Regions from separate parts of the Mus musculus genome. Here region 1 is linked to region 2. Evidence: chromatin loops called from intact Hi-C (ENCODE). Cell type or tissue: left cerebral cortex. All regions are shown on one strand. Links, peaks and the distances in the headings refer to the core of each region. The heading gives the core; the rest is flanking DNA.

What was found. Peaks named below come from ENCODE experiments on the same cell type or tissue, not always from the same donor. Only the 100,000 strongest peaks of a DNase experiment are listed, where the experiment ranks them.
Region 1: it touches region 2 in a loop (3-fold over the local background); 14 of 42 quality-filtered maps call a loop at or near these places.

The regions. Positions count from the first base shown.
Region 1 is chr11:119,615,953-119,630,793 of GRCm38, forward strand. The region is part of intron 1 of Rptor (regulatory associated protein of MTOR, complex 1); the gene reads left to right. Among named protein-coding and RNA genes, the nearest start is that of Rptor, 20 kb to the left of the region's middle. In left cerebral cortex, for the core only: no CTCF peak of the experiment used is centred there; DNase peaks (open chromatin) are centred at 7,247, 9,207 and 10,231.
Region 2 is chr11:119,496,900-119,511,740 of GRCm38, forward strand. It overlaps Endov (endonuclease V), which reads left to right. Exons shown (of 9, transcript NM_001164636.1): 3 at 2,628-2,762; 4 at 2,947-2,986; 5 at 3,692-3,804; 6 at 5,394-5,462; 7 at 5,800-5,928; 8 at 8,192-8,268; 9 at 10,303-14,566. The coding sequence ends at 10,528. Among named protein-coding and RNA genes, the nearest start is that of Endov, 13 kb to the left of the region's middle. In left cerebral cortex, for the core only: a CTCF peak has its summit at 6,965 (motif pointing right); a DNase peak (open chromatin) is centred at 6,983; H3K27ac peaks cover 250 bases.

The DNA of each region.
Region 1 (14,841 bases), core at 3,123-11,122, 120 kb after region 2:
ATAGGACTGGTGGGTAGGATAGGAGATGGAGGTGAGAGAATAGTAGGTATGATGTTTTGTTTATGTTTTTCTGGAATGGAAGTTTGTTTTGTTTTGTTTTTGTTTTTGAAACATAGGACAAACCTAGCAGATTTGAGTGCTCTGCCCCTTACATCCCAGCCCCTGGGATTATTTTACTATGATCAGTTGTAAAAGAAAAGGTTACCTTATATTTGGTCTTCTGTTACTTCCTAGCTGTCTCAGGTTTATGACACTATATCTTTCTCTTAACCAGGTGACCCTGCTGAGGTTGTTACTGTGACATATAGTGACATAGGAGCTGGGAGGGACAAGCTTCTAGTCCTCCGTCTTCCTTGTGTCGATGCTGTGGATATTTTATGTTTTAACTGTACATGTTTTAAGCCCTACACTACTCTATTTTATTATTAAGCAGTTGATTATTTTTAAACACATTTAAAAATTAGGAAGTACCTTTATATTTCCTGTGTATTTATGTTTTCAATTTTCTTCTCTTTGTGTAAGCTGAGTTTAAAAGTAGCATTGTCCTTCAGTCTGAAGAACTTAAGCTTTAAGCTTTTGGGTCTACTGCAGGAGTTGGGTCCTTTCCAACTCTCTTTGCCTCTCCTCTGCTCGCTTCTTCTTTCCTCTCTTCTCCCCTCCCCTTCTTATCTATCTATCTATCTATCTATCTATCTATCTATCTATCTATCTGTTCTTTTGAGATAGGATCTTGCTATGTAGTCTAAGCTGTCTTTGAATTCATGGCTGTCCTCTGCATTAGCCTCCCCAGTACTGGGATTGCAGGTATATCCTCTGCTCCATTGTTTTTCTAAGTAGTTTTTGATTGGGATAAAAACACAGATCACATTGCTTACTATTAGGTAGATTACAATGTTGAAAGATGATTCTCTAAGAAGTTACAGTGGACTTCTATTTTATGTGTTTAAGTGTTTGCTTGGATGTATGTGCACCATGCGTGTTGGATTCCCTGGAACTGGAGTTAGAGACACTTGTGAGCTGCTTTGTTGGTGCTGAGAACTGACCCAGGTCCTCTGCCATGGCTGCTAGTGTTCTTAACTGCTGAGCCATCTCTGCAGCCCTGGATTTTACTGAGTAGCTTACAACAATAAAGTTTAAGATGGCTTGGTCTACCAGACTAAAGTCATGGTTCCCAGATGAGGAGCTGCTGGTCTAGAATCCACGCTCTACCTTCCCCTAGGGGGTGGTGGGAGGGATGTCCTTTGTAAAGCTGGCAGGTCAGAGGTGAAGCAGAAGTGATTGTTATTTATGCTTTAGTAAGGCTCAGGTCCTCTCTGGGACTGTGGTAGCTCCAGGCTGGACCCTTCATCACAGTCTCAGATTTACTTACTCACCACCTTAAAGGCTTAGCTCATTGTACAAACTTTGTGCTTTAGCCACCAACCTCTTGCAAGGACTTGCCCATTTACTGACCTGTTTTGTATTAAAAGCAGGCCTGTGTAGCCCTACCTGATTTCTTTTTTAAAAATTATGAACTGACTATTTCCATATCAATCAATATTTGTAAAAGGAACATTTGTGAACCCAGCCCCTCTTCAGAAAAGAGGACATCTCAGTAACCTGAGTGTCCTTGATGCATCCTGCCCTGACATCTGTTAACTCCTCTGTCAGGAGCAGTTAGCATCTTACTTCTTTGAGGCGTATGCAGCACGGATATTGACTAGCTGTGTTGACTCTTGCCTTCCACGCACACATTACATGTGTGTTCCAGTTCACCTGCCCTGTGCTGAATGTGGACATTCCTGAACATTGCAGTGCATAAAGCAGAGTGGGTTCAGGTGGTCAGGGACCAGGTGCTGTGCCATTGCTCTAGCCGCTGGGTTGAGCTTGGTGTTAGCTCCTGAGCCACAGTTAGTCAGTCTCAGGACAGCAAGATCCCCCCATCCTCCTCCCCGTGACTGCTAGCACTGCCTGAGAAGCCATGTAAGTGTTCTTTATAAAAGCTTTAATATTTTTTTTAATTAGGCTTTTTGATTTAAATAGCTTAGGGTTAAGAGCTTCAGTCACCAGGCACTCACATGGCACACAGACATGCATGCAAGCAAAATACCTATACAGGTAAAATACAATAATTATGAAAAAATTTAAGTATATTTATTTGTGCATGTGTAAAAGTCAGAAGACAGCTTGCAAGAGTTGGTTTCTTCCTCACCCTGTGGCTTCTAGGAGATGGAACTCAGACAGTGTCAGGCTTAGCACAGTGGCAAGGGCCTTCCCTCCCTCACCTCCCTGGCTCTGTGGATTTAGGCTTTGTTGTTGTTGTTTTTTATTACAGTTTTTTTTTTTTTTTTTTTTTTTTTGGTGTAGTCCTGGCTGTCCTGGAACTCACTCTGTAGACCAGGTTGGCCTCAAACTCAGAGATCTACCTGCCTCTGCCTGGGATTAAAGGTATGTACTAACAGGCTCAGCTTTTACCCCTGCCCTTAAAGGGGAGTCTGTCTGTCTGTCTAGGTTGGCCTGAAACTCTGATGCATTCTAGCCTCACCTCAGACTTGTGGAAATCCTGCCCTAGCTACCACCTGGCTTAAGGGATAGATTCTCAAGATGGACACTTAGTGTGAGTCTCCAGCCATCTGTTTCCTTGGTGTTAGTTCTGGGAGGTGACTGTCTCATTGATTCTGTACATTTTCCTGCAGTGATGTGGTTCTTCACTTTAGATTATTTTGCTTTTCACTTTGAATTAAGTAATTTGTTATTTAGAAGTATTTTGTTGTTCTGTTTTTGCGGTGGGGTTTCATTATGTAGCCTGCGCTAAAGTCAATCCCAGAATCCTCTTGCCTCTGCCTCATGTATATTGGGATTATGGGTGAGCACAGGCATGCTTATCCTGCTTTGTAATTTGTAGCATAGGTGAGATTTTCTAGGATGAGTTTGATTTTTTTTTTTTTTCAGTTGCTTGTGATTGAAGTCATCTGTGATGGCTGCCGAGTCATCCTTGGCTAGTGCACTTGTGGTTAGGGGCGCCTGTGGACAGTACTGTCCTAAGTGGATGGCGCCCCCTAGTGTTGTGGCTCGTACAGCTTGCTTTACAGTCTAGTGACATTGAAATGAGTTTCATGGTCTCAGAAGGCTGGTTCGTTCTTTCTTTCTTTCTTTCTTTCTTTCTTTCTCTCTATCCTTCTGGTCAGTGCTTCCTGCTGTGGTTGTATTCTGAGGCTGTGCTGTCATGTTATACACTCTGAGTCTGCATCACTTGGAAGTGGCTTTTTAAACCCATAACAGTGCTTTTTACTTCAGATCTTTTTGGCCTTGTTAACACCAGGCACCGACCAGGTTCTCTGTTGCTTATTTTCCATCCCTTTATGTAGGTCAGTGTTTCTGTATCATTTTGTGCTCCATATGTCTGTGTAAACAGCTATTAGTTCAGCCTGATGATCTGTCTGTCTGTCTACATGATTCAGGGTTTCTCTGTGTAGCCTTGGTTGTCCTGGAACTCACTTCCAGGACAACCAGGCTGGCCTTGTACTTAGAGATCTGCCTGCCTCTGCTCCCTGAGTGCTGGAACTAAAATCATGTGCTACAACTGCCTGGCTTGATTTTTATCTTTTAATTAAAGCAGTTAATTTTTTTTTATTTAGTCCTAAATCTAGCATCTTATTTATACTTAAAAAAAATGCATTGGAAATGTCTAATCTCTCTCCTTTACTCTTTGTGAAGTAACCTGGCCTTCTTCTGTAACAGCAGTCGAGGCAGCACAGAGGAGAGGAGAACAGTTACAGCACAAGGTCCCAGAAGTCATTTCTTTTGTTTGTTTCTGTCTGTGATTGGTTTATTCCCAGCCCCACCCCCTTGAGTTTTGGGTGGGATTCCTCATTTTAATGGAAAGATTTTAGAATTTCTTCTCACAAGGGCTTGGTGACATCAAATTTATTACTCAGAAAATATCTTTATTCAGCCCCGATTCTTGAAGAATATTTTCCCTGATATTTCTTACAGGCTTGTAGATGCAGTCTCACTAGGGGCTTCTGTTGATGTTAGCTAGGTGAAGGGCCTGGCTAGTTGGCAAGGCGCTTCTCTTCATGTTGGCTGGCTTCACTTCTCTCCACTGCTTTCAAGAAACTTCCTGTTTTCTCGGGGTGGGTGGGTATTTCTGCCCATTTTACCTATGAACTTAAAGGATTTTTTTTTTTTTTTGAGTCTGTGATTTAGTGCCTTCATCAGTTAAAAACAACCACCACCACCACCCCTCAAAAAAAAAAAAAAAAAAAAAAAAGACAAACCAAAACAACCCTGTCTGGAGCTGTCGCTCACTGGGCAGTGTTTACCTAGCAAGCTTGATGCGCTGGTTGATCCCCTAGCGTGGGAGAACCCTGTGTGGTGGTGGACACCTACAGTCCAGTGTTCAGGGAGCAGGGGCGGGAGGATCATGCTGAACTCCTAGTTAGAGTATACCTCTGTCTGTCTGTGTTGTCCTTTGTCTTTTTGCTCTTTGTTGTGATGTCCCTCCATTTTCTTCTCCCAGTGTCTAAACTGCTGCCTGTTGTTATCTGAATCCCCCCCTCTTAGATTCTAGGTAATTCTCTTATTTATTACTAATTTACTTAAACTAGTAACCATCCTGTTCCAGTCTTTCGGTGTGAGGATGTAGGTGTCCCCAGGCATGTGGAGGTCACATTTGCCTCCATGGCAGTTCCATCCTCTGGCTTTGGGGGCTTCTGCTGCTTCTGCTGGACATCTTCCCGCACTTGTTTATTCCTGTGCTTTGAGACAAAGTCTCACCACTATGTACTTTTCTCTGGCTTCAAACTCACAGAGATCCATCACCTCTGCCTCTCAAGTGCTGGAACTAAAGGCCTGGCCACTACACCCAGCTTGCTGTTTCTTCTTATTCTTTGTTTTTTGTTTTTTTTAATTTATTCATTATGTATACAGTGTTCTGCCTTGCATGTGTGTCTGTAGGCCAGAAGATCTCATTACAGGTGGTTGTGAGCCACCATGTGGTTGCTGGGAATTGAACTTAGGACCTTTGGAAGGACACACAGTGCGTTTAACCTCTGAGCCAGCTCTACAGCCTACTCCTTGTTTTTGTTGTTGTAAATTATTTGTGTGAGTCTGGAGGAGCCTGAGAGGAAGGGTGTCTGTGTTCACGTGGAGTCCCTGTTTGCTTCTACAGGCAGTTTGGGTCACTGTTGTAGTCATTGTTCTATTGCCATGAAGAGACACTGACCAAGGCAACTCAGAGATGCCCTGTCCCTACTTCCTCAGCGCTGGATTACAAGTGCACACACCACACCTGGCTCACTGACCAAGACATCTCTTCTCTTCTTCGTTAGCTGATGTTAACCATTTCCTTCTCAGTCTTCACCTTACCCATTTACATCTGGTTTGGAGGGTACCTCGGAAGTCATGAGATGTTGGCTGCTCAAGGAGGGAGTTGGAGGTCTGAGGGTGAAAGTGATTTGCAAAGGCACAGTGTCCCCCTGAACTCAGCCCAGCTGTCCCTAGAGTGGGCTATTCTGGTGAAACCGGACACCTGCCAGATGTGGTTTCTGGTCAGCAGGATTTTTCAGCTGCTCAGTGCTATTAAGTGACAGGACAGTCTTTATCGGACTCTGTGGGTTCAGAGCTGTGTCTGAGTTGATGTGTTATGAGGGCTCTTGGCATCCAGAAAGATGACAGAGAACCTGCTGCACATGTCAGCAGAAGGCTTTATGTAAGGAATTAGTTTGTCAGGATTTTAGACTGAAAGAAAGGAAAACTTGAGATGTTGGAAGATAACAGCAGGAGGTAGCCACCCCTTCCCCTAGGGCCTGGACAGAAGTTAGAGAAGGGCCTGTCCCACAGGTGGGGACAGAGATTGCTGTTGGCTGAGGTGAGTCCTCACAGAATAAAGGAGCTGGGGACCCAGGAGACAATCTGACAGAAAGGAGTGCATTGTGTTTTTTTTTTTTTTTCCTTCTTTTTTTCTTTTGCCCTCCTGCCTTTTTCTAGGGCACAGGAAGTTCTCTTAGAGAGGAAGCAGGACTTGCCGCAGACTAGTCAGGCTGTGCCTTCACTCAGTCCTTCTGCCTGTACTTGAGCTTCCACGGGCAGCAGCAGTTAGTCTTGTTACTTGTTTCTCCAAGTGTTCATGCACGCACCCTTCCTGGGAGGGAGTGGCACTAGCTAAGGTCAGAGCAGGTTTTCTGCTCTGGCTTCTTAGTCCCCTTCAGGCTGTTGCTTTGATTGCAGAGTCACAGCCCACCTTGGTAGCCATCAAAGGCTCTCTGGACTCTTCCTAGTCTTGTGGCTAGAGATTTGCTACATTGACACCGACCATCTGCCCAAGGGATAGGCGCCCCCCACCCCCCACCCCAAGTCAGGCTCAGACCCTCTCACTTCATGTCCTGCTACATGTCACTCACTGGGAGCTGCCATTCTTTCCAAGGGAGTGTCCTTTTAAAACATGGGAAGGAGTTAAGATATTTCAAAGAGGTTGGTGATTATGTAGCTGAGAAATGTTCAACCTTTTTTACAACCATGTTCTTCCTCAGGCTGTTGGTAGTGAAGTGAATTCAGTCAGGAAGGTTGCAATGACGTTCTACCTGAGCTTCTTAGATTAGCCTTTACTCTGTTAATAATTTTAGTGCCAAAGATTAGGACTGTGGGAGTATGCCCAACAGTGTTGTGTGGAGTCACCGGACACATCTGTGATTGACTGCTCTGTCTGTATTTTAGAGCTGGAACTTGAAAATCATCTCTTGACAGCCATTTGGAAAAGCAGGGCTGGTCACCATGTGTGAGCATGGCCTCCTTACTCCTGGCTCTTTCCTGATTGATCTTAGCTCCATCATCTGGGGGATTTCCTTGGAATCATACATTTTTAACTACAGGGGTAACTGTCATGTATGAAACTCATTTCTACTGTTAGGCAGGCTGTTTCTGGATTTTTCAATAATTTAAATAATTTTATGTGGCTGTCATATAGTTCACTGAGAGCATTTGCCTAGCTTGCCAAAGCCCTGGGCACTGAAAAAGAAAAAAAAAATCAGCAACTTGGGGCTGGAGAGAGAGCTCCACAGTTAACGGCACTGGCTGCTTTTCCAGAGAACCTGGATTTGGTTTCTATCCACCACATGGCCACTTAGAATCATCTGTATGTAACCAGTTCCAGGGGATCCAGTGTCCTTGTCAGTCCGTTGTCATTTCTGTGGGCAAGAATTTGGAAGTGTGCTGATCAAGTTCATTGATGACAAGAAATGGGAAAGTACAGGAACGGAGTGGGCGTGCACACCATGATTAGCATGATTCAGAGTGTGAAGTGGCAGGAAGTAGTGAAGTGTAATGTGTGCTCTAGTCGAAGTCCTGCCTGTAGAGCACTAGTTCTCACCCTGCCTAATGCCGGGGCCCTGTAATACAGCGTCTCTTGTGGTGACCCCTAACCACAGAGTGATTTTTGTTGCTACTTCATAATTGTAATTTGCTACTGTTATGAACGTAGTGTTAGTATCTGTTTTCCGATGGCCTTAGGCAGCCCTTGTGCTGTGGTCATTCAACACCCACTAGGGGATTGGGACTCACAGGGTGAGGATCAGTGTTGTAGATTCCACCCCCTCCCCAGTTCTGTTCCTTTTTCTTCCTTTTTACCTTTGTTCCTTCCTTCTTCCACTTTCTATTTCTCATTATTGTCCAGTTGTGAATAAACACTTAACTGTGTGAAGAGCATGGGGCATACAAAGCTGCGTGTGACACTGCCTCCACGGGTGGACAGAGTGCCTGCTGCACACGCTTTGCTTCTTCTGCACACTCAGCTGTGCACTGAGATGTTTTTTTTTTTTTCTTGATCTTCTCTGTGAGTAGCATCCTCAGAACAGAGCATACACAGGCAGTTTCTAAGAGATCTGGAAGTGGTCCTGTGCCTAGTAGCAGACAGCAGCAGGGAAGGCTCTGAAGGATCTAATGGTGCTCTTCAAGGCTAGACCAGCAGTTTCTGAACTTTAGGAATTAGGAGATGGCTTCTGAGACGACTGTGCAGATCCCTTACTGGGGCAGACTTGGCTGATTTCGAGCCTGTCCCAAGAGATAAGGAGCTTTCTGTGCCAGGCAGAGGATGGCTGACGCAGGGCCCGTGGACGGCAAATGGAGCACATCTAGGGGAGAGCACGGCTGATTCCCAGGGCTGTGGGCTTCGATGGTTGGCTCTTGAATTACCCATGTAGTTTTCTGTGAAACAGGCTGCCATGCTGCCATTGCTGAACACGATTGATGAGAGGTTCTCAGTGTAACCAGGTTGTTCCTGTCACTGAGAATTTAGCTCCTGTGTCCTCACCTGTTTGCTCCAGGTGTATGCTTGGCTCTGGTCATGTGTATCTGATCTTATATATTTACAGTGGACAACAGAAGATGGGTAGTTTAAGTCTGTGTCTCTTTTTAAATTTAGAAAATGAATCAGGACTTTGAATGCATGATGGTACCTGCAGTGTATATCCAGTGTTCTGCCTCTGTCTGCTGGGTACCAGTAGGCTCTGGGTAGGCTCTTATAGCAGACACCTATGAATCCGGTTGCAGTGTTCCTCTGTTAAGCTGGTGGTGGCCTTGGCCTGATGTTCCTGGTGGTGTGGAACTTAAAGTAACTTGGATCCTGTTGTAACAGGTGCTGAGTTCCTTGGCAGAAGGATGTTGTGAAGCTGAGCAAGCAAAGGTCGGTTGTGAGTGTCTGGGGCCTTTCCAGATTGTTGGCCCTGAGCAAGCAGAGGTCGGCATCGTGTTGCCAGAGAGAAGCAGGGGTGCCTCCCAACTTTTTTGCTGCTTTGCATAGGTTTGGCTCCAGCTGGTGATGGTATGTGAGATGGAACTGGGTAGTGCCTGGTGGCCAGGTCCTTTAGGTGTGTCCTATCTTCAGAGCCATAGTTGTGTGACCTGGGTGCTGCAGTCTTTCTCAGTCGTGAAGGGAATTGGTCAGTATCCTGGCTGTGCTGTGGTGAAGTTTACTTTCCCTTTGTGGGACTTAATCGAGAGCTACAGAGAACTACTCATCTGGGAGTTTCTCAGGAGGGCTGTGACATGTGAATTTTCTTTTTGAAATTTTAAGGTTAGAACTCAGGGGAACTAAAAGTAAAAGAGTAAGGAAATGGCTAGCTGTAGGGCAAGCTGTGAATAACCAAGCCAAAGAACCTGGGCAGGCTTTCCAGCACGCAGGGGAGAGGCTGCTCTTCTGGTGCCTGTGTGCTACGGTGGGTGGGTGGAGGGAGGAGGCTGGGAGTGTGCTGTCTGTGGTGGTGGAAACCTTCCTTCCTAGCAGCCCCTCAGTTCGCAGTGATCTGTTCTTACTAGAGGCAGCTGACAGCAGCATTTGGCCTGTCACTTCTCTGTAGTTTTAGAAAATGTATGCCATCATTGTGGTGTTACTTTGATCTAGTGTTTATTTAGAAAAAAAATTTATCCTGAGAAAATGGGAATTATGTTCTGAACTTTGAATTAAATCAAGGCTTTGGTAGCTGGTGAGTCATGAAACTTTATTAAAATAAATGATCTCAGACATGTTGGATATTTACTGACAAGATGTTACCAGAGTTCAGACATTCAGAGTGAGCCACACATTATTTATATGGATTCATAAAATACCAAGCAGGCATGGGAGCATAGTGGCTGGATTCTATATCTTTCCCCAGCCCTGCCCACTGCCCTGTGAACAGGTGCTGAAAGCTGACGAGGGACGGCAGCTGGAGATGGTGGCAGGACGGACTGTGGAGGGACTCCTGGTCCCACGACAGCCGCCGGTGCTTTAGCTCATCTCTCCTTAGTGTCCCAGGGCAGTGTGCATGCCAGGGCTTCCATGGGCCACACAACTTGGGGTGCCTGTTATCCTTGGCAAGGTGGGCCTGTTCTTGGCATTTGTCCTTTTTTGTGCCTTATAACAGTAGTTCAAGGGCAGCTGAACTTAGAGTGTTCTTAGAGTGAATTCTATTCCGGGCTATTTGCATATCGTGAGTAGAGGTTTAAAGTTTGTAGTGTTTCTCAGAGCCGTGGCCTGCACCCCATAGTCTAGGAGCAGATGCAGTGCTATCTTCATCCTTTGCATGAGCATTTGTGTGGTTTGGAGCATCTGAGGCTGTTCTCAGTCAGGTCGAGGCTTCGAGCTGATGGTCTGCATAGATCATTCTGCTGTTTGTAGTGTGTCAACGGCGCTCTGCACTCAGGCAGATGGAGGGTCTGGTGAGGACGTGCAGAGGCTGTGAGGGCATCAATCCTCTGTTTCTGGCATGGGTTTAATTGTGTAGTTGGACTGGGAAGCCATATGTTAACTTCTACTTCAGCCAGCCTGATCTCCCTGCGTATGCCAGCTCTACACAGGCCTATCTTTCTCTGAAATTGAGCCTGAGAGACAGAAATCCACACTTGACTTGTCACAGACTTTGCTAAATTGAGACATGCTGAACTGATCGCTGCCTTCTACTTTACAGGTGATCCCCGTGTCCGTGCTGCCGTTGTCTCAGGTAGTGTAGTGGGCAGCGTTGCCTTCAGGATGTGCTTGTCTTATTTCTCAGTTTACTTCTTATATAACTAAACTTGAGCCCATGTCCCCTTTTCAAAAAGCAATAATGAGAAACTTCAGGCAATGTGCAGTTCACCCCTCCCCCTCTGCTTTCCAGAGCTCTGCTTCACCTCTGAGTGGGTGCTGCAGGGATTTTGCAGGTGACACTTGGCCTTTCCATATTTTCCTTTTCTCTCTCTTTCTCTCTTTCTTTCTTTCCTTCAGATTTTATTTATCTTATGAATGAGCACACTGTAGCTGTCTTCAGACACACCAGAAGAGGGAATTGGATCCCATTACAGATGGTTGTGAGCCACCATGTGGTTGCTTGGAATTGAATTCAGGACCTCTGGAAGATCCGAGAGAACTCTTAACCGCTGAGCCATCTCTCTAGCCCATATTTTTCTTTTCTTGTTCCTCTCTTGCTTGCACATTCCCATCTTAGGACACCCGGGCCCTGTTCACAGACCACAGCTCCAGTTTTGAAGTGGTGCTGACTTTAGGGCTCTGGCTGGAAGGTTTCCTCTGACGTTGGTATTTCTAAGGTCTCCTCACATGGCTAGACTTGCTCATGTTTCACATCAGATCTCGGCAGTCGTAGAAGGCACAACAGTGTGAAAGCCCCCTGCAGAAGGCTTAGTGAGGAGCTGCCTGTTGAATGAAAATATTACGTTGTCAAGAGACTGCTCCCTCTGTTTATACCTTTATGTGTCACGCCTGTGCAAAGACACAGGTAGCAGCACACAGTGAGATGAGGGTCAGGACAGCAGCTGGTGACTGTCAGGCCAAATGCACTGCCTGGTGCCCATGGCCCATGCCTGGCTTTGCTTTAGCTTGTGTAGCTCTCTCTCCCAGGCCTTATTTCTCTGAAAGTTTTATCAGTTGTTCTCTAAATTCGGTAGATAGCTTTGCCTGGTATGGGGTTTTATTTATTATGTGTTGGATGTTTTGTCTGCATATTTATCTGTACCACATGCGTGCAGTGTCTGTGGAGGCCAGTAGGGGGCGTTGGGTCACTGAGATGAATTACAGATGGCTGTTAGGAATTGAGCCTGGGTCCCCTGAAACAGCCCCTAGTACCCTTCATTGCTGAGAAATCTTTCTTGCCTCTGCTGTGGGGTCCCTGTCCTGTACTGCAAGGACCCACAAAAGGTGTAAGCTGTACTGAAGTGGAAACATAAGGGTCCCTTGGAAAGTTGGTCGGTTGGTGTTTTGCTGGAGCAAATGTGTGAAGGAACATTTAGCTCAAGTGGACACGGCGAAAGACTAAGACAGACTTGTAAAAGAACATTTCACTGAAACACACAGGAGAGAGGATGTTCTGCTAAAGTAAGTGTGTGAAAGGACACGTGATGAAGGATTCTTTGCTAACAACACACATATATTGGTCCGCCATACATTGTGATAGTTGCGTTGCATTTGCCAGGACTCCATAGAGAGAAATATAGCAAAAAACTTCCGGTGGTGTGCTATAGTTTTTGCTGCTTCCGCCCACTCAGGCTGGTTGACAAAATGATATCATGTGCTAGGACGAGACTCGTGCTGAGGCAAGGCACGTATTGAGACGAGACCTATACAGGACACTCGACGTTTGGATGGAGTATAAAAAGGACTAGATAGACAATGGCGGAGGCTGAGCTAGGCTTGCTTATAGAGCTTGTGGGTCGAGTCTTCACTGATCTTCTCTTTGCTGAGAGAGACACAGCTGAGAATGTCCCTTAGGGTCCCTCCTGCTGACTTGTGCTGGGACTGAGGCCTGGCTGTCTCTGTTAGGTCGTGCTGCCATTGCTGAATTGTGTTTGCATACCCTGACTCTACCAAACTGGGCTGTTGATGTATCCATAAAATGTTTTTGAGTGGCCAGGTGTGGTGGCACACACCTTTAATCCCAGCACTTGGGAGGCAGAGGCAGGTGGATTTCTGAGTTCGAGGCCAGCCTGGTCTACAAAGTGAGTTCCAGGACAGCCAGGGCCATACAGAGAAACCCTGTCTTGAAAAACAAAAACAAAAAAAAAATTTTTTTTTGAGTAGATTGAACTGCTGATTTCCAGACAACACAGATGGGAGTTGCTCCAAAAGAACCTTTCCAGCAGGTCCACTTCCCCGTGTCCTTTCCAGCAGGTCCACTTCCCCGCGTCCTTTCCAGACAGGTCCACTTCCCCGTGTCCTTTCCAGACAGGTCCACTTCCCCGTGTCCTTTCCAGCAGGTCCACTTCCCCGTATCCTTTCCAGACAGGTCCACTTCCCCGTGTCCTTTCCAGCAGGTCCACTTCCCCGTATCCTTTCCAGACAGGTCCACTTCCCCGTATCCTTTCCGGCAGGTCCACTTCCCCGTGTCCTTTCCAGACAGGTCCACTTCCCCATATCCTTTCCAGACAGGTCCACTTCCCCGTATCCTTTCCAGACAGGTCCACTTCCCCGTATCCTTTCCGGCAGGTCCACTTCCCCGTGTCCTTTCCAGCAGGTCCACTTCCCCGTGTCCTTTCCAGACAGGTCCACTTCCCCGTGTCCTTTCCAGCAGGTCCACTTCCCCGTATCCTTTCCAGACAGGTCCACTTCCCCGTGTCCTTTCCGGCAGGTCCACTTCCCCGTATCCTTTCCAGACAGGTCCACTTCCCCGTATCCTTTAAGAACCATCATTAAAAATAAGATTTAAAAATATTAAAGTTACACCATACTGTCCATTGTCCCAGAACATAAGATGTTTTAAATGTTATCAGTGATGCTGATAGATACCAAGCTCCCATGACCTTTGCTTAGGGCATTTGCCAGGTACTGCAATTTCAGGTTTGCAGGGTTGGGTTTTAACAGGCATGGCTACGAGACTTGCTCTACTTCCTCCTTCGGTGCTGGTGGCTCTGGGCTCCTGTTCCAGCAACAGGGCTACTTTCACTGTGATCGTTCTTGTGAGTAGGTATGCTGCTGTGATTTTAGTTCTTATTTTTTTCTTATAAGTAATTGTACTTTATGGGGCATACTGTTTGATGTATGCACACTGGAGTGATTGAGTAAATGCCTGTCATTCAGGGCTGGGAGGCAGCTCAGGTAGAATGCTTGCCTAGTATAAGGCAGGCCCCAGATTTAAGCAAGCTTCCCACAACAGCAGCACACAGGCAGGGTTTTACCACTATCTGCAGTTGCGGTACTGTGCAGTGCATCTCAGAACTTACTCCTTGGTGTTGAGATGTCACCCTTCCACCGTTGTCTTCCTAGTGCCCCAGATCCCGCCTCTGCCACTACTACCTGACACATAAAAATGAGGTCATGTGGTGTGTATGGTTATCTTCCTGTGCCTGGCTTACTGCATTGAACAACATACAACTGGATTCCTTCTTTGTGGCTCAGTAGTATCTGATATATGTACACACCACATTTCTGTTTCTCCTCTGTTTGCCTGCTAATGGACACTCAGGTCACTTCCATGTCACGGCTGTTGTAACAAATGCTGAGTGAGCATGGGAATTCAGGTGTCAGACTCTGTCACAGATGGCTGGGTGGTAGCAGAGGCTCTCCATCTTCCTTGTGGCTCTCTGACAGTTCTCTGGCCATTCGATAAAGTCATCCAGAATTTACCCCTTCTTGCTAGTCTAGTAGGAACTCTGACCTGCTCTGGAGCACAGCCTTTTGACAGGGGTGCAGTGTGGATGTCTCTCACTGTGGACATGAGTTTTCCATCTTCTCAGGATCTCTTTGGATTAACAGAAGCAAGCTCTGCTGCTGTGGCTCTCTTTAGAGTTAGTTTTTCCTGGGGCTTAAACATTTGCTAAAGATCTCTTCTCAATTTTGAGGTTAGGATTTTATCCTATGTCCCCGTCCCCACCCTTTTTTTTTTTAAATTAGATATCTTCTTCATTTACATTTCAAATGCTTTCCCGAAAGTCCCCTTAACATTGCCCCCTCCCCCCAACCCACACACTCCTGCCTCCTGGCTCTGGCATTCCCCTGTATATCCGATGTCTTTTAATTCTTAATGCTTGATAGTGTTTTTGGTTTTGGTTTTGATTCTTTTCTTTTCTTTTTTATTGGACAGGATCCCACTCTGCAGCCCTGGCTAGCTTGGACTGACTGTAGATCAGGTTGGCCTGGAGCCCACAGAGACCCTCTTGTGTCTGTTTTTTAATGCTAGGGAGCGTTATAGTTTTGCTGCTTACATTTAGCTTCCTGATCAGGATGAGTGTTGGTAGGCCCAGGTAATTCTTGTTACATGCGACAGTCTTGTCACCGTCAGAAGTGTCCACCCGGCTTTTATAATGAATTACAGAGCCAGACTGTTCCTTAGTAGACATTGGCTTTAGATGTGGGTGAGGCAAGGGCCCAGTCTCGTTTTGTCTCTGAGAAGACCCATGTGT
Region 2 (14,841 bases), core at 2,630-10,629:
TGTTTGATTTCCTGAAACAAGAGTTATAGACAGTTGTGGTTGTTAGCCTTCATGTGAATACTGGAAATTGAACCCAGGTCCTGTGGAAGAGCAGCCAGTACACTTAACCATTAAGCTATCTCTCCAACTCCTCTTAAGAAACCAAAGTCATCACACTAAATCTGAGCATGGTTTGGAAAGGGCATAACTGGTGTTTAGGACTAGGCTAATTTGTGAGATGGAAGAGATGTTCTAAAGTTAGATTCGGGGGCCTAGAGAGACTGCTTGGTTGTAAAGAATGCTTGCTGTGTCAGTGTTCAGCACCACATGGCATCTCACACCTTCTGTAACTTAGTTCTGGGGAATCCCATGGCTCTCTTCTGGCCTCCATGAACACTACACATATGTTGTGCTTACAGAGTGCAGACAAAAACACTTTTACAATAAACAAAATATGTAAAGTTAGATCATAATGCTGGAAACACCAGAACTCACCAGTTATACCCTCTTGAGTTTTGTAAAGTGGAAAGTCACAGTAAAGCTATTAAATACCATTCCAGAGCCACAGCCCATTTACTGGGGAAACCCATCTCCCACAGCAGGTTCCCCATAGACTAACCCTGCTTGGAGAATTAATAGTCCACCTTTAGACGGTCAGGAATTCTTTCCTCAGCATCCTTGACAGATGGCAGCCTATGGGTTAGCTCCTCCCATAGCTGGCCATCTGTACCCAGTGTGTCCTTTTTCATGGGAAGAAGAGACTTCTCTGTCTGAGTTTTCCTCATGAGTGCTGGCAGCAGTGCCTGCCCTCCTACTGTTGGCTGTTTCCTGTTTGCTCTATCCTGAAGGCCACAGTAACTTACACTGCTTCGTTTGCTGGTGGCCCCTAGTGTTGCTGTCAGCGGCATCCATCTCTGCACCTCACACCTAACGTACCTAACTAAACACAATTATCTAGCAATTATAATTCACCCAGTGTGATAAGTTCATGTGGGTCCGTGAATCTCATATCCACGCACATCTGTGTAAGTTGAGCTTAAGACACTCTAAGCACTTTCCTTAATTATTTTTTGGTATTACAATATGATTACAAATCTTCCCCTTTCCCTTCACGCCCTACGAACTCTCCCGTTTACCTCTTCACTGCTCTCTGTGGAATGTTCCTTGTATGTGTGTGATTTCAGGATTGACCATTGGTTAACCAAAGAGGTGTGCTCTTCCCCAGGGCAGACTATCTCTCCTGCTTCCAGCATTCCTCAGTGGCCTGTGGTTCTTTGTCTGGGGCTGAGGCCTGCTGAGCTCTCCCCTGTCCCTGTCCAAATGTCTGTCTGTGTAATCCACCTGCAGGTCATTAAGGCAGCCATGTTGGTGGGAATTCATGGCTGCAGCTTCTGACATTCCTAGGAGACACAGTCTCACGGCAAACATGTTCCTCTAGCTCTTAGAGTTTTACCACCCGAGACTCAGTGGTCCCCGAGCCTTAGGGGCAGGAGCTGTGTTGCAGGTGTGTGTCGGTTGGGCCTGGGAGCTACAGCACTGCATTTGGATCAGTTGCGCTTGTCTGCAGTGGTCTCCATCCTTTGCTGTCTTGAGTCAGAATCTGAGTGGACACCTGACTTGGAGTCATTGCAGCTTTGAGAAGTTTCTTCCTGCATCACTTGTGGAAGTGTTAGGAGGCCAAGCCCCAGCACACAGTAGCCAGTTCTCTAGGCGTGCTTAGGTACAGATCCAGCCTCAGGGCCCCTTGAGAACTGTGCTAGAAGCTCTCATCAAGAGCCTGGGTGGGGAAATGTTCTGAAGAACACAGTAGGAATGGGTCTGCACAGCAGGCCAGTGAGGCTGGTGGAGGCCCTGTGCTGTGTGCAGAGCCCCTTAGTGCTCAAGTGAGAAGCTGGCCATCTTCATGTGATAAGGTGCTTTTAGTTTGAAAACTAGTCTTTTTGTTAGAGAAGACCTAAGAAAGGCCCTGGGTTGTCCCCAGCTCCTCCTGAAAGCCATCTGGTCCCCTACTTCCTCCACGCCTCCTCACAGAATGCACAAGACCTACTGTCCTGAGCTCTCCTGAGTTTCCCCATTCTTTGGGGCTCTGTTCTTGCAGCTTGCCTGGCTCTAAAGGCATTCTTTGCCCATCTCCAAAATGTTCTGAAGATTTCAGAGCCCTGTCCTACTTGCCTGGCCTTTTCCCCATGGTTTTTCTGAGGTGCATTCAGTACTGCCAGGCTCACAGGGTATACTCATCCAGGGTATACTCTGAGCCTTCAGCAGGTGGTCAGCTCACATTGACAAGGAGTGAGCCAGGAGTACAAGGAGCAGGTCGGCCTGAGGCTGGCCACCACCTCAGCCAAGCTCCTAAAAGAGATGAGATTCGGGGGTGCTGCTGCTCCTCATACACTCCAGGCCCTAGGCTATTCCCTGTACACTAGGTCTTTGGGGGCTCTCATCCACACCAGGTCCCAATGCAAGCACCTGTAAGATGACACTTAAGTTGACTCTCCAACACCCACTTGCAAGTGGATCATTTCACCCTGTCTTCCAGACTCTGGGCTAATCCTGACCACAGGTGGAAGCCATGGGTGGGAGGCAGAGGAATGAAATGGAACAGGTGGTTGCAGCCAGCATCTGACCTGTCCCTGCTGCCTCGCTGTCAGGTGGTGTATGAGGACAGCCGCATGGTTGGCCTGAAGGCCCCCTATGTGTCAGGCTTCCTGGCCTTCCGAGAGGTCCCTTTCCTGGTGGAGTTGGTACAGCGGCTGCAAGAGAAGGAACCAGATCTCATGCCCCAGGTAGGTGCCTCCTAAGGTGAGGAGAACCCCTCTGCTTGTGCTTAGGGAGGGAAGGTCCCCTCAGACCACTGCCACCCACAGAAAGAAGGGGATAAGATTTTTAAAAAGCAGGATCCCTGTTGCCATCTCCCCTTCTCACTGCCCCAGGGCAGCCCAGCTGACTGACTCCCCTGTGGCTCCGTAGGTCGTTCTTGTGGATGGAAACGGGGTGCTTCACCAACGAGGTAATTCTCCTAAAAGAGTCAGATGGGTGCCGTGAGAGAGGAGAATGTTTTCCACCACCTCTTACCCCACCCCTTTGTACCCACTTACCTCCCACAGTACCCTACACTGGCCTGTACCCAGTACCTCCTCTAGGCTGACCCAATGCCTACAGACTAATGACTGAGCTCAGGTTACCTCCATTCCCACACTGGCCCTGAGCTACCTGCAGGCTTTGTCCCTATGCATGCCAAGGCACTGTACACTGGCTCTTGCAAGTAGGGCATGAGGGAGCTATTGGCCTTCATAGCCATCAGGAATGAGAGGGGTTTTGACTAGAAACCATAGGCCCGGAGCCAAAGGATACACAAATGCTAATCTGGACAGCAGTTCTGGGCCAGCAGGCAACTCCTGGGTGTATGTTCCCAGCCACTTCAATCCAGATATGCTGACAAGGCCCAGTCCATAGGTGACCCGTCTGCAGAGGCCTGAGGACAGCAGCAGATGGAAGAGGGTGAAGGGTCATGAGGATCTGTGTGTCTTAGTTCAACCATGCTGTCAGAGGAGGGGGCTTCCCACACCCTTCCTTGACACTGGTGCTTTCAGGACAGAGGGCCCATTCACAGTGCAGTCAGTTTGGGCCAAGAGTCTGCGTCTATAGATGAGCGATTGTGGCTGGCTCCCATCCCATCCCCGCCACCGTACTCTCGCCCTTTGCTCCCCTGCAGGCTTCGGGGTGGCCTGCCACCTTGGTGTCCTTACAGAGCTGCCATGCATCGGGGTGGCCAAGAAGCTCCTGCAGGTGGATGGACTGGAGAACAATGCTCTGCACAAGGAGAAGGTGAGAAGGGCTTTGGGACTCCCTGTGACTCAACCAGGTGTGCCTGTGTTAGCCACCTCTTGGGGCACCTCAGCTCCAGCCTGGCCTGCTGGCACACCCTCACGTCACTGGTGTCTTACCCAGAAGCAGACCCACTTTTCCCTGGGCACTGCCTTCCAAGTGCCTCTGGACAGTTCAGAGCAGTGGCTCAGCTCTCATAAGCTTCCTGGGTGCCTCCCACCATGTTTGTCTCCCCTACTTCCTTGCTTCTGTGCCAGGATCACACGCACGCAGGGCCATGTCCTCCAGTCCCCGGGGACAGGGTTTCCAGGTTTCCATATCACACTAGCCACCTTCTTCCCTCCGTGGTGTTCACAGTCAGCCTGCAGACCCTGCTTACTGTCATTGTGACTGTAGTCCTTGCTCTGCCCCCAGTGTACCATTTTCTACCCTAGATCCTCACTTCATCCAGGGGAAGCCATTGACATAATGTTTATCCCACAGAACGAAGTTCCAAGAGACCTGACTGTCTCTTTCCTAGTTCCCAGGAGCCTGTGTAGAGAGTGAGTTATGTGTTGAGCTGGCAGAGTGGACAGACCCAGGTCCGCTCATGGCAGCCTGATCATGGCAGCCTGATGGATAGATGTACTGGCCCTCCCCACCCAGAAGGAAGGGGCTGTGGGTTGACTTGTGCCAAGCCCCTAGCTAGAAAGGAAGCTTTCAGGAGGTGGCAGCTTCAGCCTGGACATGGACTGCTGTGCCCAGTGTCACCTGTGTGCCCTCCACCTGCCTCTTGGGGCCTTGGCAAGCCACAACCCTTTTTCTAAGCCTCAGTTACCAGAGTAGATGGAACTTCATGGCAGCGACCTCAGCACAGTCACCAACATATTCAGTGTGGCCCCTGTGGGGTCTGGGAGGGCACCTTGCATCCCTGCCTAGGCCTTTGAAATGAAATTTGCTGGGCTGGGGCAGTGGCTCAAGACTTAGAGTACATCCTGCTCTTGCAGGGCCCACTCTGGGCTCCCAGCTCCAATGCTGCATAGCTGACGACCATGGTAACTTCAGCTCCCAGCAATCTGATGCCCCAGCTTCTCTGAGCATCTGCCCTCATATCCCCCACAGACATCTACGCATGCCCTGTTCTTAAAGATAATCTTTTAAAGAATCAAGTTTGCCCTTCAGCTGTTTGAGAAGGGGCAGTGGGTTGAGGGATGGCTCCATCAGCAAAGTGCTTATCCTGCGTATAAAGACTTGAGGTTGGTTCCCATTAGCCATGTAAAAAGTGCTGAGCATGGGGGCCGTGCTTGTTATGCCAGCATCAGAACGGCACAAAGGCCTCTTGGTGAGCTCCAGGCCAATGAGACTCCTTCCCGAAGAAGGTGAACGATGCTCCTGAGGATGGTGTATCTAGCCGACCTGCACTTTTGCTTGGGATTTGATTGTTTGTTAGTTTGTGTGAGATGGAGGTCTCACTGTGTAGTCCTGTCTAGCCTCAAACTCACAGAGCTCTGCCCTCTGCCTGTCTGGCGCTGGGACTAAAGGTGTGCACTAGCATTCCTGCGATACATGTTTTTAAAAAGGTATTTTTACAGTTTTTTTCTGTTTCCCAGATTGTGCTCCTGCAGGCCGGAGGAGACACATTTCCTCTGATAGGCAGCTCTGGGACTGTCCTGGGAATGGTGAGTGGCCAGAAAGCTGTGCCTTGCCCAGACTCGGGACCTAGGCCATGCCACAAGGCAGCTCATGCACACGTGCACACGTGCACACATGCACTTTGTGGGGGCTGGACCCTGTTCCCTACATATCCTGCGACCAACCAGGGTATGCTGTGTCACATTCTCCTCTGGCTACCCTCACCCCATGTGCCACCTGAAGATGCCTGAGGGCCAACAGCCCCAGAGTCCTTGCACCCTGTGAACTCCTTCCAGCCCTCCAGGACATCCTCACAGCCTCAGTCCTGAGGCTGGTCCTGCTCCACAGCAACGTTGCCCATCCATGCTTGTCCTCCTTCCACAGGCCCTGAGGAGCCATGACCACAGCACCAAGCCCCTCTATGTCTCTGTGGGCCACAGAATAAGCCTGGAGGTCGCTGTGCGCCTCACCCACCACTGCTGTAGGTTCCGGATCCCAGAACCTATACGCCAGGTATGGGGCTGTGGTGGGAGTGGGAGAGTTGTGTGTGTGTGTGGGGGGGGGGGACTGACATTGCCACCTAGTTGTTTGTCTTTTATTGCTGTGATGAGACACCATGACCAAGGAAATTTTTACAAAGGCACTCATTTCACTGGAGCTGGCTTACAGGTCCAGAGGTTCAGTCTGTTATTATGATGGGAAGCATGGCAGCATCCAGGCAGGCATGGCACTGGAGGAGCTGAGAGAGCTCTACCTCTTGTTCCAAAGGCAGCTGCTTCCAGGCAGTTAGGGTAAGGGTGTAAAGCCCACGCCCACAGTGACACACCTACTCCAACAAGGCCACACCTCCTAATAGTGCCACTCCCTGGGCCAAGCATATACAAACCATCACACAGTCTCACTTGGGGTGGGTCTCTGCAGGCATCTGAGGACAGATCCCCAGGCCCTTGATGAGAGAGCCTGAAAGCAGGACAAGTTGGACGCAACCCTTGGTCAGAGGATCTCACAGGGTCATTCGGTGGCTACATTGAGGAAGCTAGTGCTTGTGCCAGAGACACCAATTGGGACCCCAGGCCATGGCTCTGCCAGACACCTGTTACCTAAGCTGCTGTTCAGGGACCCAGAGGCTCAACACTGATTAACCAGTCATCTCACCCTACAGGAAAGCAGCATGCAACTGAGATCCCAACATGCACCTGTCACGTGGTGGTGCCTGTCCAAACCCTAGGTTGAGAACCCAGGAAAAACCACTCTTTAGAGGAGGCTAGGACAGTCCAGACTCTGGAAAGGCACTATCAAAAGCCCTGGTTCAGGAGGAATTTGATGCATTCGAGCAACTCAGCCACAGCAGGAAGCGTACAGTTCCAGGGCTCACTAGCAAGGGACTTAGAGCAGCTGCTGTCTACATCAGCTGTGGGACAGTTTTTCAGGTCACAACTCCATTCCTTCTGGAGGCTGTGAGGTCTTTGGGAGGTGTGAAGGAAGGGCTACAGGCTGGACTGCCCAGAGCCTGCCTAGGCTCAGCCCTCAGGAGAGCTGCAGGTGCACAGGATGGCCTCCAGGGGGCAGCAGCAGGCAGTGCATCCTGTGATGCTCAGCCCTGCTCCTGGAAAGGCTGCCCAGAGGTAGCCTCTGAGAATGAGTGAGTTCTTGTCATCCCCCAAGGAAGGCCTTCTTTAACTGAGTCCTCATCTGGGGTGTTACTGCTGTTACAGGTGCAGTGGTCTCTCAAGCCCCAGAAGGCCTTTCCCCTTCCATCCTGGCCATCTAATGAGAGCAAGTCAGCGATGCACTCCCTTAGCACCTGCAGCCCAGAGCTGTGCAGCCCCAGACCTGCATTGTTAGCCGTGATGTTTCCCAGAGTTACAGTGGTTTCTGTCCTAGCAAGTAAGGGGGCAGCCTCCTGCAAAGCACCTGGAGTACTGGAATCCAGAGCACACCTGTCACATGTCACAAGAGAGCCTCCCAAACCCTGGGCACATGCAGAGCGAGCACGTGATGGCCTAGCCTGGGAGCCCAGGTTGGCAGGGAGGAAGGGAATAAGGCTCTGTCGGCCCGGCAGGACGGGCTGTGGCTTTTGGCCTATCTTCTTTCCACTGGCCCCTCAGCAGAGCACCCTCCCAACAATTCCACTTCCCCAAAGTTCTCCAAGAAGGGCTTAGTGTCTGTCTTTAGGGTCTTCCTTCCCTCTGCTCTGGTGCAAACCCGGACTCTGGTACAGCCCAGGACATCCCACTGCCCACGGCCCACTTCCCTTAGCTGAAGAGCAGCTGCTGTCTGCAGGATTAGCTATTGCTGTCTGTGAGTCTTGTGATCCCAAAGCTAAGCTAAACCCATCTGAGCCGGGACCAGGGGCTTCCTGAGGCCAGGCTCTTAGAGGTGGAGGAGGGGGGTGCATATTCAGATCTGAGTCCCTCTCTGTGGCTCTACCTGTGGTCCCCAAGCCCTTTTTTATTAGCGTAACTTGTCAACCTTTCTGGAGATGAACAGGTGTCACAGCTGACACCCATCAGAGGGACAGCCAGTGAAAACGAACAGTCTGAGTCAGAGAAGAGGCTGAGCATCCTGGAAAAGCAAGAGGTCAGGTCCCTCAGCCTTCACCTCAACCCCGAGGGTCTCAGCATCTCTCTGCCAACTACACACTGGCGGGGCTGATTCCCCAAAGGACATGATGAGCCTGTGTGGGCTGCCCCTGAAAGAGTGGAATGTGCTTCCAGGCTACTGGGGATGGGAAGACATGCCCAGGGCCTGGCTTACACCTGTGTGTATCCTTCAGGCTGACATCCGCTCTCGAGAGTACATCCGAAGGACTCTAGGGCAGCTTGGGGTGGCTCCTGCACAGAGAAAGGACAGGTGAGTGTGGGAAGGACACCGGCAATGGGTTGTGTATGAATCCATCCTGTCCTTGATGCAGGGTTGTAGCTTAGGGCCACAGAGTGAGGCTGGGCCTGGTAGGGGACATAGGGAGGGGATCCCTCAGAGACTTCAAACATAGTAGGAACTCTCAAGAAACCCCACTCCTTTGGCTCAGCTGGCCCAAGGCCCACCTCCAAACGTGGTTGCTATCCGAGTTAGGGTTTTTGTTGCTGTGAGGAGGCACCATGACCAAAAGCAAGTTGGATTGGAAAGGGTTTGTCTTAACCTTCTGTGTCCTGTTCATCACTGGAGGAAGTCATGACAGGAGCTCAAGCAGCACAGGACCCTGGGGGCAGGAGCTGATGCTGAGGCCATGGAGGGTGCTGCTCACTGGTTTGCTCCTTGTGATTTGCTCAGCCTGCTTCTTATAGAACCCAGGACCACCAGCCCAAGGATGATACTGCCCACAGTGTGCTGAACCCTCCCCCATCGATCACTACACCCACAGTGTGCTGAACCCTCCCCCATCGATCACTACACCCACAGTGTGCTGAACCCTCCCCCATCGATCACTACACCCATAGTGTGCTGGACCCTCCCCCATCAATCACTACACCCACTGTGTGCTGGACCCTCCCCCACAATCACTACTCCCACAGTGTGCTGAACCCTCCCCCATCGATCACTACACCCACAGTGTGCTGAACCCTCCCCCATCGATCACTACACCCACAGTGTGCTGGACCCTCCCCCATCGATCACTACACCCACAGTGTGCTGGACCCTCCCCCACAATCACTACACCCACAGTGTGCTGGACCCTCCCCCATCAATCACTACACCCACTGTGTGCTGGGATACCCCCCCCATCGACCACTACACCCACAGTGTGCTGGACCCTCCCCCATTGATCACTACACCCACTGTGTGCTGGATCCTCCCCCATCAATCACTACACCCACTGTGTGCTGGACCCTTCCCCATTGATCACTAGTTAAGAACATGCTCTGGGGCTGGTGAGATGGCTCAGTGGGTAAGAGCACCCGACTGCTCTTCCGAAGGTCCAGAGTTCAAATCCCAGCAACCACATGGTGGCTCACAACCATCCATAACAAGATCTGACTCCCACTTCTGGAGTGTCTGAAGACAGCTACAGTGTATTTACATATAATAATAAATAAATCTTAAAAAAAAAAAAGAAAAGAACATGCTCTGCTCTAGGGGCTTGCCTGCAGCCTGATCTTAAGGAGGCATCTTCTCCATTGAGGTTCCCTCCTGTCAGATAACTTAAGCTTGTGCCAAGCTGATATAAAACCACCCAGTACAGCTGCCTAGCCTTTTCTGGTCCACTTTATCTGTCCAAAGGTCCAGACCAGGTCTCCCCAGAAAGGGCATGACCTTTGGAGTCAGGCATGGTTCTGTTTACCTCATTCCCTCGAATGCCTGTCTCCCATCACAGAAGTTCAGTCCTTCGAGCTTTGAGGTAGAGCGAGTCTGTTGTCATCAGCAGTCTCCGCTAGGGACACAGGACTGGCATGAGCTCTTTACACAATGTGGTATTACTAGAACAGGCCTTAGGGAAGTCTTGCCAAGAAACAGGTACTGTGATCCCATCTCATGGGTGGGGAAGTGAGACACAGGGTATCAGCAATAGAACGTGGTACATATGGCAGCTTCAGTTTTGATCCCTGCCTCTGGTGTGCCTCATACCCAGGGAAAGACAAAGGCCCTGCCTTGGGTGGTGCACAAGTAGTGAGGGGTGCACCCCTCATACTCATTTCCCTGAAGCTGGGGGCTGTTCCTGGGCCACTGGGCTGTTAAAGAGCTGAGGGTATGGGCAGCTGGCCCTACCCCACTTCACCATTGAACTTGGCTAGCCTGAGGGTACAAGAGTACACCTGTGCAGGTGAGGACTGTCGGCCTTCCCTCTAGGCTGGGCCCTTCATCAGGCCTCAGAGACCCCTGGAGAACAAGGGGACTTCTGACACACCCTGGCTTTTTATGTTTCCTGTTTCTTGGTGTCATTACCAGGAGCCAGAAAGAGCAGAGGCCAAATGCATGCCCCCAAGGAGGCCCAGGAGCACTTGCAGATCAAGGCAGGCCTCCTGAATGCGACGGCAGAGACTCCAGCTCAGACCGGAAAGCCCCCGAGCCAGGCTTCCAGGAGCAGAAGGACCAGCAGTTGGAGGGAACCGGGCATCAGGAAGACTCGGACCTCTGGCCTCCTTCTCCAGCCTGGGTACAGTCACCACCCTGAGAAGATGATCTCTAGGAGCAGTGGAGACCTCACCACAGTCACAGGTGGAGCACCACACCCCAGAGGCAACAGTGCATGGAACTCCAGGAGGATGCAGCGGGCTTAATCCAGCGTGGGCCAGTGTAGGCCAGTGGCTGCCAGCCTCCTCCATCACTGGCTAGTCAGTGTGGTCACCATGCCCCAGCAGGACCATATTCCAGACCAGGAAGCACACACAAGCACCAAGAGTACATGAAGGACTTCAGGCCTCGGGTGCCCAGAGGCCCTGCGGTTGGCAACCTGTGCCAGCAGCTCTGCCTTGCCCTCTTGGGAATACAGACCTGGTTCTTCCTGGCTTTACCCTCATGGGTCACTCTTACTTCACCATCCCAGCCACGGGAGACTGTCATCCGTGTCATAGCCAGGCTGCAGCCCCCAAGGTGCCTGTCCTCAAGCTTGTTTGCCGCTGAGCTTGAGGGACCTGCAGTTGGGAAAGCCTCAATCCTGGAGCAGGCTCAAGAGTGGGCGATGGGGAGTCAGCTGCACAGAGGGTGCCAGATGGGAAGCCGGTTGAGGCCCATGGTGAGAAAGCCCCAGGCTCGGCTCCTCACTCCTCTTCCTGCCACCCTCTCACCAGAGAGCGTCAAAATCCCATCCCACTAAGAAGGCGGGTCTGTTCTAGCCTGGTGGCTTCTTGTCTGGGTGGCCTTGAAGGGGCTGCTGAGGCAGGCCAACAGCAGGGCTGCAGTGCCCTCCCTGTCCTCCCACACACATTCTAGGCTCACCAGAGTGGCATCTGAGCTGGGACACAGAGATGGCACGCCTGTGACATGTCTCTTGCCCTCACCCTAGTCCCCAGATTCCCTGGAGGAGAGGTGACAGATGGTGGGGAAGCTAGCTACTAAGTCCTGTGGATACCCACAGGGGGTGGTCAGGATGGGATGACGGTCGGTGATGGGGAAGGACAGACGGGTGGTTCTCCTGTGATACCCAGGCCCATTTAGACTCAGCTGGGCTGCTGCGACTCCCTCCTAAGTCAGTCCATAGTGACTACCCCTTGGGGGTAGGTCTGCTGCTGCTGTCTCTGATGGAGCTGGTGGCTCATCCCCACTCCCTGGGGTTTCAGGTTTTGGATATAAGGAAGATAGATATGTGGTTCTGTCACCCAGTAAATGAAGTGTGGGGCAGGAGGCAGCCTCCCCACCACACACCTGGTATGTATAGGCCAGCCTCCATGGGCAAGAACCCCACGGCCACCCAGGGTGTCCGAGCAGGACATTCCTGCAGTGTCCACATCCACCCACTGGCCCTCCGCAGTCTCTCACAAACATTCTGTGCACACACACACAACCACACATACACACTCTCTCTCTCTCTCTCTTCATATTCCCTGACACTCTTGTGGAAGCCAGAGCTGGAGGGCCTACAGCTGGCCCCACCATCTGCCTTCCCAACTTCCAGACCTCTCCCTTCTCAAGCCCTGTCAAGACAGAGTTGTGGAGGGGGAATTTGGAGGTGGGGGAAGGAAAAGGCTGAAGCTCAACCACAATAGCTCGAACCATTGAAAGCTTAGATGTGAGGTGAGAAGTAAGGCAGCCGAGCTTGAGGGCCAGCACACAGCATCCTTGTTTGAAGGGAAGCTGTTTAGAGAAGTAGGGCCCCAGAGGCCAAGGCCATCAGTCCTTAAGACCATCCTCACAGATGTGGAGGAAAACAGCTTACAGAGTCCCCTGTCCAGGCCTCACCTGAGCAGGTAGCTCCTCCCACTCCTGTGAGACACCAAAGTGTGGCTGGGGACCCAGCCTGGTCACCCCATCTCATCTGTTCAACTCTTAACAGAAGACCTTCCCCAAGACACAGAAGTCAGGCCTGATGCTGCTCAGCTTGGCACCTTCCAACACTCAGACTCTCCTCAGCCTGGGCAGAGTAGCTCTCCAGGCTGCTGTACAGGCAGACACTGCCAGGGGCCCACTCCCCACATACTGAGGAGCAGGGCAGAACCTGAACGTGGCCTTCTAGACAACTTTTATGTGATTTGTTCTGAAAGAAAATCCTTTCAGTCATTAAAATACAATTTGTTTTGCACAGTGGAGTGTCTGGGGAGCCTGAGACCAGAGTCTCTGGGCATGGGCTCAAGGCAACCCTGAGTAACATAGGCCTGAGGCTTTGTCACAAACAAAAAGGATTCATTACCGTGTACAGCCATTATCACGCTTGCCTGCGCCAAAGCATTTCTATTGTCCCAAAGACAGCCCTGTACTATTAGCTTCTAGTACTCTCCCATACCCACAAGGGCCTGTCAGCCCAGCTGCCCCGCTGGGTGTGTGTGGCAGCCCAGATTTTACCTGGCTGAGCTGCTACAGGGAGCTAAGATAGTGAGGTGCCAGGGCCAGGGGGATGCAAACTGAAGGAGCAGGGTGGATAGAACATAGAGTGTGGGCAAGTCTGGGGTGGGGCGTTCAGACACCCCAGACACCGGTGCTTGAGGGCAGGGGGCCCTAAGTGCAGTGGCGTCTCAGCTCCTTCCCGCAGAACCTTAAAAATAGGGCCGCAGTGATGTCCATCTCAGCAGACCACAGCTCTCTAGAGCTAAGAATATTCTTGAACCTCTTAATAATTCAAGTCAGATCCAAATAGATTTTCATATTCATCTGCAGTTTCTGTGCCCCTTCCCAGCATCCCTACCCCTGTCCGGCAGCTGGGAGAAGTTGGCTTCCAGGGGGAGGCAACCTAAACTAGCTGCTGTGTCTGTCACTCAGGACCCCAGTCATCCCCATTTCCTGCTCATGGGACAACAAGAATGGTGGACTGCCAGGGCTGGAGCCGCCTACTATGATCTAGCCATGGCCAACCCTGAGGAGAGAGGCCCAAGCCATCATGGTTCCTACATACCAGACAGGCCAGGCTAGGGAACCTTGACCCTTCCTCAACACCTCAAGAGAGCCAATTGCTGTCTCCTGGCTTCTGGGGAGCCCATATGCTCCTTAGACCCCAATGGGAGCATACTGTCCTGCCTCCTCAGAAGAGTCCTTGAAGGGCTAGGTCTCGGGTTGAGACCTGGGGATTGCATCTGTACAGGGCTCCAGCCCCAGGTCTCTGTTCTTGAATGCTAAGTGTGCCTGGCCAAGTCACTCTGCCTCTGGGTGACTCTTTCCTTGATAGTGAGATGGTGGGTGTAGTGTCTCCAGAGTCAGCAGGATATCAGCCTGGACCACCTTCCCCTCCCGAGAGTGCCAGGGTGAACACCCCCCCCCCAAAAACCCACTTGTCAGCCAAAGATCTGGTATCGAAGGTGAGGAGCAAGCATCAGCGTCGTAAGGTAGAGGCTTACCCACCTGGCCCACTCACCCCAGCAGCAACCCAATCCAGCATCCCCACTGCACTGCCCTAACCAATTGATTAATTAAAAGCAGAGGCACAGAACAGCGGCACGGGACCACTGACTTGCAGATGAATGGCCCAAGAAGTAGTCAGGTGGGTGTCGCCGTGGTGATAGAATAGGACTCTGGTTCCCATTCCCCACACAGAGCAGGCGCCCGCTGCTCCAGGTCCTTAAAGGCTCCTGGGAAATGGGAAGATAAAGTGCAGGAGCCGGGACTCCAGGCAGAGGCACCTGGATCAGGTCTTGATGGAGAGGGTGTAGTTTGGGCTTGGGCTGGGATTTTGTCTTGTTTTGTTTTAACAGGGTCTGATCACAGCAGAACTGGATGACCTTGAGCCTCTGGTCTTCCTTCTCCCAGCTCCTAGCAGTGGGGCCACATTGCAGGTCTATGCCACCACACTGATGCTGGAGATCAAAGCCAAGGCTCTGTGCTTGCTGAACAAACACGACCAACTGGGCTGGAGAGGTGGCTCAATGGTTAAGAGCACTGACTGCTCTTCCAGAGGTCCCGAGTTCAACTCCCAGCAACCACATGTTGGCTCACAACCATCTGTAATGGGATCTGATACCCTCTTCTGGTGTGTCTGAAGACAGCTACAGTGTGCTCATATACATGAAATAAATAAATCTTTAAAAAAAAAAAAAGAAAGAAAAAAATACACTACCAACTGAATGACATCCCAGCTTGGTTTTACTTTTCCTCCTTTAAGTCTCTTTGATGGTGGTTTTCAAGTCAAAGCCAACTCCTGCATTGTTTGGCTTGTAGTGAGACGCCTGCACCTTCTTGCCCGAGTCCCTCTCACAGGCAAACTTATTTTAGCATATGATTGTTTTCTTCATTATTTTAAAAGCATTTTTGTGTGTGTCTGGGTGTGGTATGTGCATGTAACTGTAGTACTTGAGGAGCAAGAAGAGGACCTCACACTGGAATTACAGACTGTTGTGAGCCATG